Regions from separate parts of the Homo sapiens genome. Here region 2 is linked to region 1. Evidence: chromatin contacts called from ENCODE Hi-C or POLR2A ChIA-PET data. All regions are on one chromosome and are shown on one strand. Each heading gives the region's core, a stretch centred on a gene start or an enhancer-like site at or near the end of the contact. The rest is flanking DNA. Distances are from core to core; before and after follow the strand shown. Region 1 holds the start of LINC01644 (long intergenic non-protein coding RNA 1644). Region 2 has its middle 48 kb from the start of LINC01644.

The links. Hi-C counts contacts between places; a loop is a spot of excess contacts on that map. ChIA-PET counts read pairs that join two places held with the same protein, here RNA polymerase II (POLR2A).
Region 2: a map of left colon shows a loop between it and region 1 (2.6-fold over the local background). The contact joins the enhancer-like site here to the promoter of LINC01644 in region 1. A Hi-C loop is called at or near these places in 1 of 168 maps with a recorded cell type or tissue (left colon). POLR2A ChIA-PET finds 5 or more read pairs at or near these places in 2 of 52 experiments (WTC11 and activated T-cell).

Annotation. Positions count from the first base shown.
Region 1 is chr22:47,480,938-47,488,550 of GRCh38, reverse strand. It overlaps LINC01644 (long intergenic non-protein coding RNA 1644), which reads left to right and starts at 1,440. Exons shown (of 3, transcript NR_109967.1): 1 at 1,440-1,821.
Region 2 is chr22:47,531,408-47,538,939 of GRCh38, reverse strand. No RefSeq gene overlaps it. Among named protein-coding and RNA genes, the nearest start is that of LINC01644, 48 kb to the right of the region's middle. Within about 2 kb of position 4,279, at least 3 of the 41 ENCODE cell types and tissues checked have a DNase peak (open chromatin) inside an H3K27ac peak, as active enhancers do.

The DNA of each region.
Region 1 (7,613 bases), core at 191-2,690:
CCCGGGCCAGTGGCTGCGGAGGGTGTACTGGGTCCCCCAGCAGTGCCGGCCCACTGGCGCTGCGCTCCATTTCTCGCCGGGCCTTAGCTGCCTTCCCGCGGGGCAGGGCTCGGGACCTGCAGCCCGCCATGCCTGAGCCTCCCACCCCCTCCATGGGCTCCTGTGCGGCCCAAGCCTCCCCGACGAGCGCCGCCCCCTGCTCCACGGCGCCCAGTCCCATCCACCGCCCAAGGGCTGAGGAGTGCCGGCGCACGGCGCGGGACTAGCAGGCAGCTCCACCTGCAGCCCCGGTGCGGAATCCACTGGATGAAGCCAGCTGGGCTCCTGAGTCTGGTGGGGACTTGCAGAACCTTTATGTCTAGCTAAGGGATTGTAAATGCACCAATCAGCACCCTGTGTCTAGCTCAGGGTTTGTGAATGCACCAGTCCACACTCTGTATCTAGCTATTCTGGTGGGGCCTTGGAGAACCTTTGGGTCTAGCTCAGGGATTGTAAACGCACCAATCAGCGCCCTGTCAAAACAGACCACTCGGGTCTACCAATCAGCAGGATGTGGGTGGGGCCAGATAAGTGAATAAAAGCAGGCTGCCCAAGCTAGCAGCGGCAACCTGCTGGGATCCCTTTTCACGCTGTAGAAGCTTTGTTCTTTTGCTCTTTGCAATAAATGTTGCTATTGCTAACTCTTTGGGTCCACACTGCTTTTATGAGCTGTAACACTTACCGCTAAGGTTTGCAGCTTCACTCCTGAAGCCAGCGAGACCACGAGCCCACCGGGAGGGATGAACAACTCCAGATGCGCCGTCTTAAGAGCTGTAACACTCACCGCGAAGGTCTGTAGCTTCACTCCTGAGCCAGCTAGACCACGAACCCACACAGAAGGAAGAAACTCCGAACACGTCCGAACATCAGAAGGAACAAACTCCAGACGCACCACCTTAAGAGCTGTAACACTCACTGCAAGGGTCCGTGGCTTCGTTCTTGAAGTCAGTGAGACCAAGAACCCACGAATGCAGGACACAGTTAGGTAGAGGGGCCTCTGGACACAAAGGTGGGGCCCCTGGGGTGGAAAAGGGGAGCTCCTGGGGTCACATATAGTTGGCCCTTGCCCGGGCCCAAAGCAGTGCCTTCCTCCTCGCGTCCTGCCCCAGTGCCCTGCTGCAGACCAGTAACTACCCTTCTTCCAAACATTGGCTGATCAGGAACATCTGGCAGATTAACGAAAGGACACAGGAGTGGTGAAATCTCAGAGCAAGTTCCTAGGTGTCAGAGTTCCTAAGCTTTCTCTCCTTAAATGCCCTTTCTGTTGTGCTAGGGGCCTTTACATTCAGAAGTAAGTCTAAACACTAAGATGTGTTTGTGAACTCTAAACTTCCTCTTCCTGGAACACGTAGGTGTGCATTACAACTTCACTCCAGCAGCCACGCCTTCCTTTGGTTATTCATGTAGCCACCTTATCCTGCACAGGTCTGTGGCAGGCCGTGAGACGGTGACCAGAGAAGCAGTCAGCACTCACGGCCCCTGCCCTTTCAGAGTTTACGCTTGCTTGGAAGCCTCCAGAATGGGGATAAGCACAAGACATTTATGCTGGGCTTCATCCAGGAAGCTCTGGTGGAAGGAAGAGAAAGCAGCCCACACAGCAAGGTTCAGGAGAAGATTCCCATGAAGGACAACTGGGGTTCAGCCCCATCCAGCAGATGACACGGAGCCGGCCTCGGAGGTGTCCTCACCGTGGGACACTGGCATCTGAGCTACCTCAGGGCGTAGCCGGCCGATGTTCCCAGCCTCCCCCTGGGCACAGCCAGCCCAGGCCAAGTGGTCTAGGTAAGCAGCCCAGAAAGGGGACACAGGTGAGGTTGGGACAGCACCTTCCAGGGGGTTAGGTGAACAGCAAGGTCAAGAAAACACACAGCAAGCACCATGGTGGGGTGGGGACCGAGGGGTGACAAGGCTGAGGATGGAATCGCAGATGAGTCTTGAGGCATTTGATATCTAGCATTTCCTTTTGATTCTTTTAAAGTTTTCATCTCTCTGCTTACATTTACATGTCATTTACTTTTTTCATTAGAGCCCATAACAATGACTCACAGATATTTTAAGTTCCTTTTTGGATAATTTTCAAATCTTTGTTATATCTGAGCCTTGTTCTGTGTTTTTCTCTTGCCTTTTAATTTTTTGTTAGAAGCCAGACATGATGCATCAGGTAATAAAAACGGAGGCAATTAGGCTTTTGGTGTGAGGTTTTATATTAATCTGGCCAGGAGTTAGACTGCGTGTAATGATTGCTGTCGTTGTATATCCCAGGGGCTTTAGTTTTCTTGTGTTTTTCCCCATTTTCTTCGGGGTTTCCTATGAACTTCTTATATAAGAACCTGTGTCTTACAGCTGTCTGGGTTGTAATCCACTGTTACTATCCTGGAACCCTATTGACGTGGTGGTAAGGGGAAGATTCTGTAATTTTTTTTTTTTTTTTTGGAATGGAGTCCCACTCTGTCGCCAGGCTGGAGTGCAGTGGTGCGATCTTGGCTCAGTGCAATCTCCGACTCCCTGGTTCAAGCGATTCTCCTGCCTCAGCCTCATGAGTAGCTGGGACTACAGGCTCATGCCACCATGCCCAGCTAAGTTCTGTATTTTTAGTAGAGACGGGGTTTCACTGTCTTGGCCAGGATGGTCTCTATCTCTTGACCTTGTGATCTGCCCATCTCGGTCTCCTAAAGTCCTGGGATTACAGGCATGAGCCACCACGCCCGGCCGAAAGGTGAAGACAGAGAATCATGACCAAGACTGGTTTACCTGAGACTAAAACCGCTGGCGCCTGTAACAGCAGGGCCACTTTAAAGCTTTCCCCTTTCTAAAACACTTTTCTCTGATCTTTAAGGCAAAGGAAATTTTGGCGGCTTTTTGTCTCTCCTTACATGAGACAGGAAAGCTACAGGGGGCTTGAGCAGGCCAGTCGCTCTTCCTCCAGGTCAGACAAGGGGAAACTGTTGGAAGTCACGGCTTTGTTAAGGAGAATTTTCTGGTCATCTTTCAAAATGGTTCTTTTCCCCTCCCCTTTCTAAAACACTTTTCTCTGATCTTTATGGCAAGAACCTGCTGGGGTTTCAGCAGGTGAAATACATGAGCCTGTTGCAGTCCCCCTAAGACTGGGCCCCAAGAGGTTTTAACTCTCAGGCTAGTCCACACTCAGCCTCTGGCAATTTGTCAAAATTAGTGTTAAAGTGGCTCTACCAGTTACAGGCACCAGTGGTTTTAGTCTCAGGTAAACTAATCGTGGCTATGATTCTCTGTCTTCACCTTTCTCTACAAACTTCAGAGAGGCTGGTTTGCTCTGTGATCTCAATTAGCTGATGGATCTAGGTAAAGTCATTGAGGTTCAGTCTGTTCAGTGTTTTCCCTGATGTGACGATGAGAGGGGGTGACTTCCGTGCTGTTTCCATATTGGGGCTGAAACAGGAAGTCCCATATATGCTCTCCATATGTGTTGTGCACATATGCTGTTAGATAGATACATTCCTAGGTACCTTAGAGTTTTTTGCTATTATCTTAAGTGTATTCATCATCTCTTATTCCTTCCATTATAGTTTCTCAGTTGTTGTTACTAGAATACAGGAGTGGACTTGAATTTTGTATGTTAATGGAACAGGCTCTGAAGCCAGGCAGTCTGGATTTATACCCCAGCTCCTCCACCTGTTAGCTGTAATACTTCAAGCAACTTCAGTACTACACTTAGATTCAGTGTTCTTCTGTATAAAACAGAAATAATAGTAGCTACTTCATAAGGTTGTTATGAAAGGAGAACAAAGCAGAATGTTTAGAGCACATAGAGCAATGCCTCTGTCTTATTGCACAGAGCAGTCTTGACATAACTAACTCCATCTTAGAAAAGGACTCTATTTTATATTTCATAGGACACTTTGCCAGCAAGGACAAGATGATTTGCTTAATAAAAAAAAAAAAAAAAAAAAAAGACTGCATCCAGCCAGATAAGGACATAAACAAGCACGCTCCTCCACTGTCAGTCCTCACCAGAGGACTCTATGGTCATAAACAGCTCAAAACTGCGGTCTTAACAGACTCAGTCTTGCTGTCACTCATGATGAGAACCCAGCATTGGCTACCAAAGGCTCTGCCACATCAAAGACTCTTCCTTGCAGGACCAAAGGACTGCCTGGCCCAGACCAGGAGATTCTTTTTGGCTTCGTTGCTCTCCCTGGACTGGTTTGTTAAACCTTTCTCCTATCTCTATTCTCTTGATGTTGAATGTTACTTTTTGTCTGTTTGTGGAATGTTTAATCTATAACATTTATGTATTAAGTATACTATTATCTATGGTTTGCAATATTGACTGACTTTGTGGAAGGACACACATGTGCGTAGACCTGGTTATCTCTAATCTTGCACTGCTGGTGAGACTTAGCAACCCTTTGATAAATATTATCTACTATTAGTGATAGAGACAGGAGGTAGCCAAGGGTCCCCTGCGAAACCCTGCCTTCAAACCTAAAATAGCCTGAAGTTTAAAAAACCAGACAGCCAGTCCTGGATGAAGCCCACCCTTTCCTGACTGATCCTTTTTTTTTTTTTTTTTTCCTGTCTGTTGCCCAGGCTGGAGTGCAGTAGTGCAATCTTGGCTTACTGCAACCTCCACCTCCTGGGTTCAAGCAATTCTCCTGCCTCACCCTCCTGAGTAGCTAGGATTACAGGTGTGTGCCACAATGCCTGGCTAATTTTTGTATTTTTGGTAGGGACAGCGTTTCACTATGTTGGCCAGGCTGGTCTTGAACTCCTGACCTCAAGTGATTCGCCCACCTCAGCCTCCAAAAGTGCTGGGATTACAGGCGTGAGCCACCGTGCCCGGCCCTGACTGATTCTGTCAGAATAATGCGGACCTGCACACTGGGAGGACGGGGTGGGACCTCAGGAATTTGGTGCCACTTGCAGTGGGCAGGAGCCTGGCCTTTTCTGTTCGTGTGTGGTAACCTGGGATTCAGTCTGTGAAATGGAGGCCTGTTAACAGAAACTCCTCTCGATTTGCTGAGAATTTTTTCCTTTTTGCCCAATAAATCCTACTCCTTATCCTTCCATGTGTCCATCAGCCTAATCTTTCCTGGTTGTGTGACAAGAACCCATTTTTTTTTCCTACAGCAATAGTATTATGTTATTTTACTATAATTATCCCAAATCTTGCTATCTCTCTTTTGAAACATGTTCATGAAAGATATTGTCTTAGTTTTTGGCTGCTATAACAAAATGCCATAGACTGAGTGGCTTAATAACAAACATTGATTGCTCAAAGTTTCTGGAGGCCAGGAGGCCAAGGTCAAGGTGCTGGCAGATTCAGTGTATGGTGACAGCCCCTTTCTTGGTTTGCAGACAGCCGTCTTCTTGTATCTTCATAAGATTGAAGAGAGGGAACTTCTGTCTCTTTGTCTCCTTATAAGGGCACCAATCCCATTCATGAAGCCTCCACACCTATGACCTAATTACCTCCCAAAGGTCCCATTTCCAAATACCACATTGGGGATTTAGGCTTCTATATATGGATTTTAGGGAAACATAAATACCCCATTCATAGCCGATATCATTCACACATGATAGAATTTACTCATTTAATGTGTAAAATTCAATACTTTTTAGTGTATTTAGCTTTGTACAATCATACAATAATCTGTGCTTTTTTTTTTTTTTTAACATTTTAGTCCCTACTGAAAGGAATTCATATCCATTTGTAGTCAATTCCCATTCTCCCTAACTTCCCCTCATCCCCAGCAATCACTAATGTACTCTCTGTGTCTGTAGATTTACCTATTCTGGAAATTTCATGTAAATGGACTCATACAATATATGGTCTCGTGTGACTTGCCTCTTGCATTTAGCATAATGTTTTCAAGGTTCATCAACATTGTAGCATGCATCAGTACATCCTTCCTTTTTATTGCCAAGTAGTATTTCATTGCATGCCAAAATTTATCCCCATTTGGACATTTGGATTGCTTCCAAATTTTTTTTTTTAATTATTATTTGAGACGGAGTCTCGCTCTGTCTCCCAGGCTGGAGTGCAGTGGCGCGATCTCGGCTCACCGCAAGCTCCGCCTCCCAGGTTCATGCCATTCTCCTGCCTCAGCCTCCCGAGTAGCTGGGACTACAGGTGCCTGCCACCACGCCCAGCTAATTTTTTGTGTTTTTAGTAGAGACAGGGTTTCACCATGTTAGCCAGGATGATCTCGATCTCCTGACCTCTTGATCCGCCTGCCTCAGCCTCCCAAAGTGCTGGGATTACAGGCGTGAGCCACCGCACCTGGCCATGCTGCGCTATTTTTTTTTTTTTTTTTTAATTTTTAGTACAGACGGGGTTTCACCGTGTTAGCCGGGATGGTCTGGATCTTCTGACCTTGTGCTCCACCTGCCTCAGCCTTCCAAAGTGCTGGGATTACAGGCGTGAGCCACTGCGCCGGCCTCCAGGCTTTTTTTGACTATTGTAAATAATGCTGTTAAAAATTTTGTACAAGTTTTTGTGGGAATATATGTTTTCATTTCTCTTGTGTATATATCTAGATGTGATATTGCTGGGCCATATGTACAAGTTTTTGTGCAAGTTTTGTGGGAAGATATGTTTTCATTTTTCTTGCGTGTGTACCTAGATGTAATATTGCTGGGTTGTATGTTTAACCGTTTGAAGAACCACCAGACTGTTTTCCCAATATAGTAACGTTGAGCATCTGTTATTCTACTAATGGGCCATTTCTGTGTATTCTTGAGAGAACTGTTGATTGAAATCCCTTTATCGTTTTAAAAATTGAGTTATGTTTTTATTAAGTTCTAAGTGTTTTCTATGTATTTTAGAACAAGTCCCTTATTAGATACATGGTTAGCAAATATCTGATAGGTTGTCTTTTCACTTTCTTAATGGTATTGTTTGAAGTAAAAAGTTTTAAAATTTGATAAAATGTATCTAACTTTTCCTTTTGTTACTTGTGATCTTGATGTAATATTTAAAAAACTATTAAATAACCAAGATCACAACGATTTAATTCTATGCTTTCTTCTAAGAGTTTTATGGTTTTAGCTTTTACACCTAGGTCTTTGATACATTTTCAGTTGATTTTGGTGTGCAGTAGGAGTCTAACATTCTTTTGCATGTAGATGTCAAGTCTCTCAGTACCATTTGTTGAAAATCTTATTTTCCCCATTGATTTTTCTTGGGATTGTTTTCGGTAATCAATTGACCACAAATCTGAGTGCTTATGTCTGGACTTTCAATTCTATTCCTTTGACCTACACATTCATGTTTATGTCAGTATCACACTGTCTTGATTACTGTGCTTTGCAGTTAATTTTTAAAATTGGAAAGTGTGAGACCTCCAACTTTGTTGCTTTTTCAAGATTATTTTGGCTATTATGGGTTCCTTGAATTTACATATGAATTTTAAGTTCAGCTTTTAAATTTCTGCAAAAATGCTAGCTAGGATTTTTATGGGGATTGTGTTGAGCCATTAGATCAATTTGAAGAGTATGACTATCTTAACAATATTGTCTCAATCACGATGTCTTTCCAGTTATTTAGGTTTGCTTTAACTTATGTCATTGATGTTTTATAGTTTTCAGTGTGGAAG
Region 2 (7,532 bases), core at 3,030-5,529, 48 kb before region 1:
AAATTCCTTGTCTCACTTCACTCCTTGGAGGCAAAGTATCACCCCATTATCATGTCTACAGGCAAGGAAGCTGGTAGTCAGAGAGGTTAGGTCGCTACTGAAGATCACTCAGCAGTCAATGGACATTCTGTTTCTTTAAATTTAATTTCCAGGATACACATGCAGGACGTGCAGGTTTGTTACATAGGTAAACGTGTGCTATGGTTGTTTGCTGCACCTATCAACCCATCACCTAAGTATTAAGCCCCACATACATTAGCTATCTATCCTGGTGCTCTCCCTTTCCCCACTCCCCCTACCACAGGCCCCATTATGTGTTGTTCCCCTCCCTGTATCCATGTGTTCTCATTGTTCAGCTCCCACTTATAAGTGAGAATATACAGTGTTTGGTTTTTTGTTCCTGTGTTAGTTTCCTGGGGATAATGGCTTCTAGCTCCATCCAGGTCCCTGCAAAGAACATGATCTCATTCCTATTTAGGACTGCATAGTATTCCATGGTGTATATGTATCACATATTCTTTATCCAGTCTATCATTGATAGGCATTTGGGTTGATTCCATGTCTTTGCTATTGTGAATAGTGCTGCAATAAACATGCGCATGCATGAATCTTTGTAACAGAATGATTTATATTCCCTTGGGTATATACCCAGTAATGAAATTGCTGAGTCAAATGGTATTTCTGGTTCTAGATCTTTGAGGAATCACCACACTGTCTTCCGCAATGGTTGAACTAATTTACACTCCCACCAACAGTGTAAAAGTGTTATTTCCCCACAGCCTCTCCAGTATCTGTTGTATCTTGACTTTTTGATAATCGCCATTTTGATTGGCATTTTGATTGGCATGAGATGGTATCTCATCGTGGTTTTGATTTACATTTCTGTAATCATCAGTGATATTGAGCTTTTTTTTCATATGTTTGTTGGCTGCTGCATAAATGTCTTCTTTTGAGAAGTGTCTGTTCATGTCTTTTGCCCACTTTTTAATGGGGTTGTTTTTTTCTTATAAATTTGTTTAAGTTCCTTGTGGATTCTGGATATTAGACCTTTTGGGCAGTATGGCCATTTTCACGATATTGACTCTTCCTATCCATGAGCATGAAATGTTTTTCTATTTGTTTGTGTTCTCTCTGACTTCCTTGAGCAGTGGTGTGTAGTTCTCCTTCAAGAGGTCCTTCACTTCCCTTGTTAGCTGTATTCCTAGGTATTTTATTGTACTTGCAGCAATTCTGAATGGGAATTCATGATTTGGCTCTCTGCTTGTCTATTGTTGGAGTATAGGAATGCTTGTGATTTTTGCACATTGATTTTGTATCCTGAGACTTTGCTGAAGTTGTTTATCAGCTTTTGGACTGAGACGATGGGGTTTTCTAGATACAGGATCATGTCATGTGCAGAGACAGTTTGACTTTCTCTCTTCCTATTTGAATACCCTTTATTTCTTTCTCTTGCCTGATTGCCCTGGCCAGAGAAGTTCTGGGTCTTTATCTAGGTCTCCTAATTTCTGCTTCCACACTCTATGTTAATCTGTTGCTGCATAACAAAATTATCCAAAGACTTAGCAGCTTAAAACAAGCCATTTATCATCTCTCCCAGTTTCTGAGAGTCAGGAATCACAGGACAACTTAGCTGGGTGGTTCTGCCTGTCTCCCTAGAGGGGAGCCTGGGCCTGGTACTAAATGAATGCAACTGATTGCAATTTTTAAAAGGAAGTGGCTACACCCATGTTCATAACAGCATTATTCACAATAGCCAGAAGGTGGAAGCAACCCAAGCATCCACTGACAGATAAATGGATAAAGAAAATGTGGTCCATCCATACAATGGAATATTTTTCAGCCCTGAAAAGGAAGGAAGTTCTGACACATGCTACAGCCTGGATGAACCTAGAGGACACGATGCTCAGTGAAATAAGCCGGTCACAATAGTACAAACACTGTGAGGTTCCACTTACATGTGGTCCCTACAGAAGTCAAATTCATGGAGACAGAAGGTGGAACAGAGGAGTGCCAGGGCCTGGGGGAAGGGGGAATGTGGCGTTTAATGGGTACAGAATTTCAGTTTCACGAGATGAAAAGAGTTCTGGCAATGAGGGTGGTGGTGGTTTTATGACAAAGTGAATGTATTTAACACCACTGAACCGTATACTTGAAAACTGTTAAGATGGTAGATTTCCTGTTATGTAAATTTTAACAGAATAATAAAAGGGGCAGGACTCATACATAGAGAGAGTCTTTTCAGAAGCAAGAGTGGATCGGCCCTGGGACGGCTTACAATGGCAGGTAAGCTCATCACCCGAGATCCTTTCTGCTTGTGCGTCCTCTTTCCCCATCAACTTTGGCTGTAGAGTATTCCACTGCAATGCGTTCTCCCATGTGCTGCTGGGGAACCTCCCCACTCACAAAAATATTTTGGTGAACATTCTGCTTGTTTTCATTTCAAAAGTTAAATACCTACCAGACTAACACTGACAGAAAAAAATATAAGAGATGAAACATTACCTATGAAAAGGATGACTACAAAAGTCACTTGAAAATGAGGGGAAAAACGTGCTAATTAAAATGTATTTTTATATACTTTAGTCTACAAGTGTTTTCATTATTTGACCAGAATCCAAGAACAGTTTCTTTGTGGATTTTTTACAGACTCATTTTCATGATATGAAGTATGGTTATGCCTAATTCTTTTAAAAAAGTGAAAAAGAAAGCAATTTTTTGCAATTTTTAAAAGGAAGTGGCTACACCCGTGTTCGTAACAGCATTATTCACAACAGCCAAAAAGTGGAGGCAACCCAAGCATCCATTGACAGATGAACGGATAAAGAAAATGTGGTCCATCCATACAATGGAATGTTAAAAAGAAAGCAGCACAGCAAAGAGCCAGGCTGGCTGGAAGGAGGGGTGGGTGCCCAGGCAGGGGAGGTGGCATCGGAGGTGGACGCTCCCGTGAAAGGATGCAGGCCTGGGTACTGGCTGCCCACCATGCTCCGGCATCACAGCAGCTCCGCCCAAACATCTTGAGAGGCTGCTCAGTGTTTACAGGTAGCTTGCAAACCCTCTGTCTAGCTTTCCAGGTCCATGTACCCCAGGTCAAGTCCTCGGTGCCAAGCACCTGGTGTCCTCGGCGAGCACCACGCTCAGCACTCTGCTCCCTGCTTCTCGCCATGTCCCAATTCTGCAGGTGCTGCTGTGTCTCCCTGCAAATGTCTTGTCCCTCGGTCCTCGAGACCTGCTCACGGCACCTCCTGCAGGATGCTGCAACCTGGCATGTGTATTTGTGCTGTCTCTTAAGCAGCTCTCAGTGCCCAGGAGGCCGCTGTCAACGTGGCCATGGGAGATGAGCAGTCGGGCCCCTCTATTCCCCAGAAATGGAGCTGGAACCCTCACCTTTGCTCTGGTAAGGGGCCTACAGGGATGTCTCCTGCCTGTGATGGCTTTGAGAGGTGTCGTGAATTGAACTGTGTCACCCCAAGATTCGTATGTTGAAGTGGTAACCCCAGCACCTTGCAGACATAATTAAAGTTTAGATGAGGTCATAGTGGATAAGCTGGACCCCTAATCCAACACGCGTAGGGTCCTTACACAGTGGGGAAATTTGGATACACAGACATACAGGCACACAGGGAGAACGCTGCATGAAGACAGAGGCAGAGATTGGAGTGATGCAACTACACACCAAGGAATGCCAAAGACAGCCAACAGACCCCAGCAGCAGGGGGAGAGGTCTGGAACAGATCCCCCCTCACAGCCTCAGAAGGACCCAGCCAAGCTGCCACCTTGATCTCGGCCTCATGGCCTCTAGAATCATGAGACAATCTATTGCTGTTGTTTCAGCCACTGTGTTTGTGCTTCTTTGTTAGGCAGCTGGGGAACTGACAGATGAGAACACCTATCTCATGGACACAGAGAAGTTTGGTACCACAAATGTGGGCCCCGTTTCCCCAGCACTGGCCTACGGAGCATTTCCTCTCACAGACATGGCGAGGGCCAGGCCGGGCAGGTCCTGCTGGCTTTGGCATGAGCCCAGCAGACAGGCCACACACTTTCCTCCTGCCTGCCGTGGGCTTCTCTACAGGAAGGTCTCAGTGAGGAAAGGGCAGACTGCAGAGACCCCAACCCTCACCACAGAGACCCTGGAGAGTGGCCTTCTGGGCCCCAGATGTGAACACGGCTTTCGCCAAATAGGCCGCACACGCCCACGGGCAGCTGAAGCTGGCTTCTCCCAAGAAGGAAAGCCATGCTAGGCAGCTACTTGTAGCAGACGTTTCCAGTCATGTCTGGAGCCGGCAGCTGACAAAATACAGCAAGTCGAGAACTCTGGAAACCATCCAGAGCTTGTTTGTTTCAAGAATTCTTTAGGCTTGCTGGCTTTTTTTCAATCCATGTTGCTTTAGCTAAGACTGTCCTGTCAACTTGCTTCCTCCACCTGCCTCTGACAACACAGAATAATCTGAACTGCAAATAGTCTTACTTGAATTGTTTCCTTTCTTCCCCCTCTTACCATCACCTCCCACCTCCTACCACCACATGAGATGTCTCATATGAGGAATAATGAGGCCAAGTCCACCTCTGCCTGTGTTGGGAGGCACTGTCTGGGGACCTCATTAGAACGTGATGCTTTTAGAGATGATGAAAAGACAGTTTAGAAAGCTTTAGCTCCCAGGAATTCACCAGAGCTCACTCACAGAGGGGTGAGTGACGGCCTCTCCTCTTCTTGCCAACTGAGTGGTGAATTCAAATGTGCCTCCCCAGTCAGTGTAATTGTCATCTGCTAAATATAGGCTGATTACAAATACCAGTGATCTGGGCCTCTAAGGGGAAGTGCCTCCAAGGGAGTCCTTGTCAGTACTGGCAGAGCTGATGGCAGAGCTGATGGCAGGGCTGATGGCAGAGCTGATGGCAGGCTCTTGGAAGATGTTTCTGCAAAGGAAGGAGAAATCAGAATTCATCCTCCGGGATCCAGGACAGCTCCCAAGATGTGTCTTCATCAAATGAAACGTCCTCCTGTTGGCATGGCCCTTGAAGGCACTTGGGGCACATTCACATCCTTCGTCCCACTGAGTCCCCATGGTAAATGCTATGCAATCTCCTTGTCACAAATGAGGAACAAAGCAATGACACCTTCCATAATAAAAATGAAAATCCAGGCCGGGCGCAGTGGCTCACACCTGTAATCCCAGTACGTTGGGAGGCCGAGGCGGGCAGATCACCTGAGGTGGGGAGTTCGAGACCAGCCTGACCAACATGGAGAAACCCCGTCTCTACTAAAAATACAAAATTAGCCAGGCGTGGTGGCACACACCTGTAATCCCAGCTACTCTGAAGGCTGAGGCAGGAGAATCGCTTGAACCTGGGAGGCAGAGGTTGTGGTGAGCTGAGATCGCACCATTGCACTCCAGCCTAGGCAACAAGAGCGAAACTCTGTCTCAAACAAAAGAAAGAAAAGAAAGAAAATCGAGCCTCTCCAAGACTGGGAGGGACTCAACAGAGTCTCCAGGCGCAGACAGGTCAATGGCTGGTGGCCCAGACATTCCTCCAATGATGCACCCCTTCCTGGTTCTCTCACTGAGTCCTTTGATACCAGTATCATCTCATCAGGAGAACGCTGAACCCTCAGGCCCCAGTGCAACCCGAGACTCATCCTGTAGCCCAGCTCAAGCAGGTTGTAGATGGAAGCAAGACTTCTCTCAAGGTTCAGGATGGAGGATGGGAGAAATACCACATGCACAATGGGCCTAATTCAATTTCCTCCAGGGGCATCCTTCGATAGCTACATTTTTAAACATTTACCTGATGTCCCAGTCATGTAAGATAAGGCCAATGCATTTACATTCATTATGATTGCTGGAAGACTTTGAATTATTTCTGCTATCCTGTTTTGGTTTTGGTTTTGGTTTTGGTTTTGGCTTTTGCCACCATATTTATTCGCTTCTCTTACCTCCTTTCCTACTTTCTCTTAATTTGATGGTAGTTTCTTGTTTCTCTGTTGTGGCAAAGATTCTTTGCTTGGCCAAACTTTAGTCAAACATTCTCCTAGCCCCATCTGTGCACTTCCCCGTAAAATAGAGTTTTAGCAAAAGAACCCTGCAGAGACAGTTCCGCAAGAACCGCTAACACTTATTTTCCTTTCTTTTTTTTTTTTTTTTTTGAGACAGAGTCTTGGTCTGTCACCAGGCTAAAGTGCAGTGGCGCTCAATGCAACCTCTACCTCTTGGCTTCAAAAGTTCAAGATATTCTTCTGCTTCAGCCTCCTGAGTAGCTGGGATTACAGGCATGCACCACCATACTAGGCTAATTTTTCTATTTTTAGTAGAGATGGGGTTTTGCCATGTTGGCCAGGCTAGTCTCGAACTCCTGACCTCAAGTGATCCGCCCCCCTCGGCCCCACAAAGTGCTGGGATTACAGGTGTGAGCCACTGCACCCGGCCTCCCACACCCTCTTTATCTGATCATCCTCATTATCTGATCAGGTTCCTCACCCTGCACCACCCCCGAGGTGATGTCGGCCACCCTGGCCTGTCCTCAGCAAGAATCCTAACGGATGGATTTGGCCAGAATCCCCTTCACCCTGATGTCTCCTCTTAGGAATTTCCCATCCCCTTACCCCATCCTGCTCCTTGGCTATTAATTTTCATTTGCCTGTGCTGTATTCAAAGTTGAGCCCAATCTCTCCCGACAACAGCACCCCTTTGCAGTGGCCCCTATACCTATCGTGATGGTCCTGAATGAAGTCTTCCTTGCTGTACTTTGACAAGGGCCATTGAATAATTTTTTTCCTTAACAGTTACGGTGCCATGACTTGGATAGGGTCAGATTCATCACTGAACCCCCAGGCTTCCCACCCAGGGTCCTACATGCATGGTTTTGAGGCCTTTGTCTTCACTCCTGACCGATTGATTTGGGGATCCAGTGGTGAGTCAAACTACTGAGCCGCTGCTCTGGACAAAAGTCTGTTGAAGCTGTTAAGGATAGATTTTGATTCTTAAGGTGTGGGAATATGCTCTCAAGCTGGGTCTGAGTCCCAGGCTTCTTCGGAAAGGCACCTTCTGTGCTGCCAAGTCTTCTTCCTGGCTCCTTGTTCTGAGTGGGGATTATTCTCTGACTCCCGGGGCTGGGATTTTCTGCTTCCTGGCCTCTGTGAGGCCACGTTCTCTCTTTTGGATGCTGATCCTCCTGTGGGAACTTCTCTGTCACCTGAAGCCCCTTTCTTGAACTGCTGACTCTGTGCTCTACCAGCTCTGTCCACTGCATCTTGTTGGCATGGTTTTGCCCTCCAGTTCCCTTGAATTCTTTGATATGCCCTCCTTCGAGCCCCTACCTCCTCCATCCTCTGCCCACCCCTGCCAGGCCCTTTCCTTCCCCACTCCAGCCTCTCAGTCACTTGAACTTAGGCCCCCTACCCTCCCCAGGGGCTTCTCAAGGGACTCAGGAGCCCCCAAAAGCAACCATGTGAGGCAGAAAAGAGAGAAAAAGAAGGAACTATTTGGAAACTGGGTAAGTGAAAAATTTTGAAATGCTTCTCTACAAATATT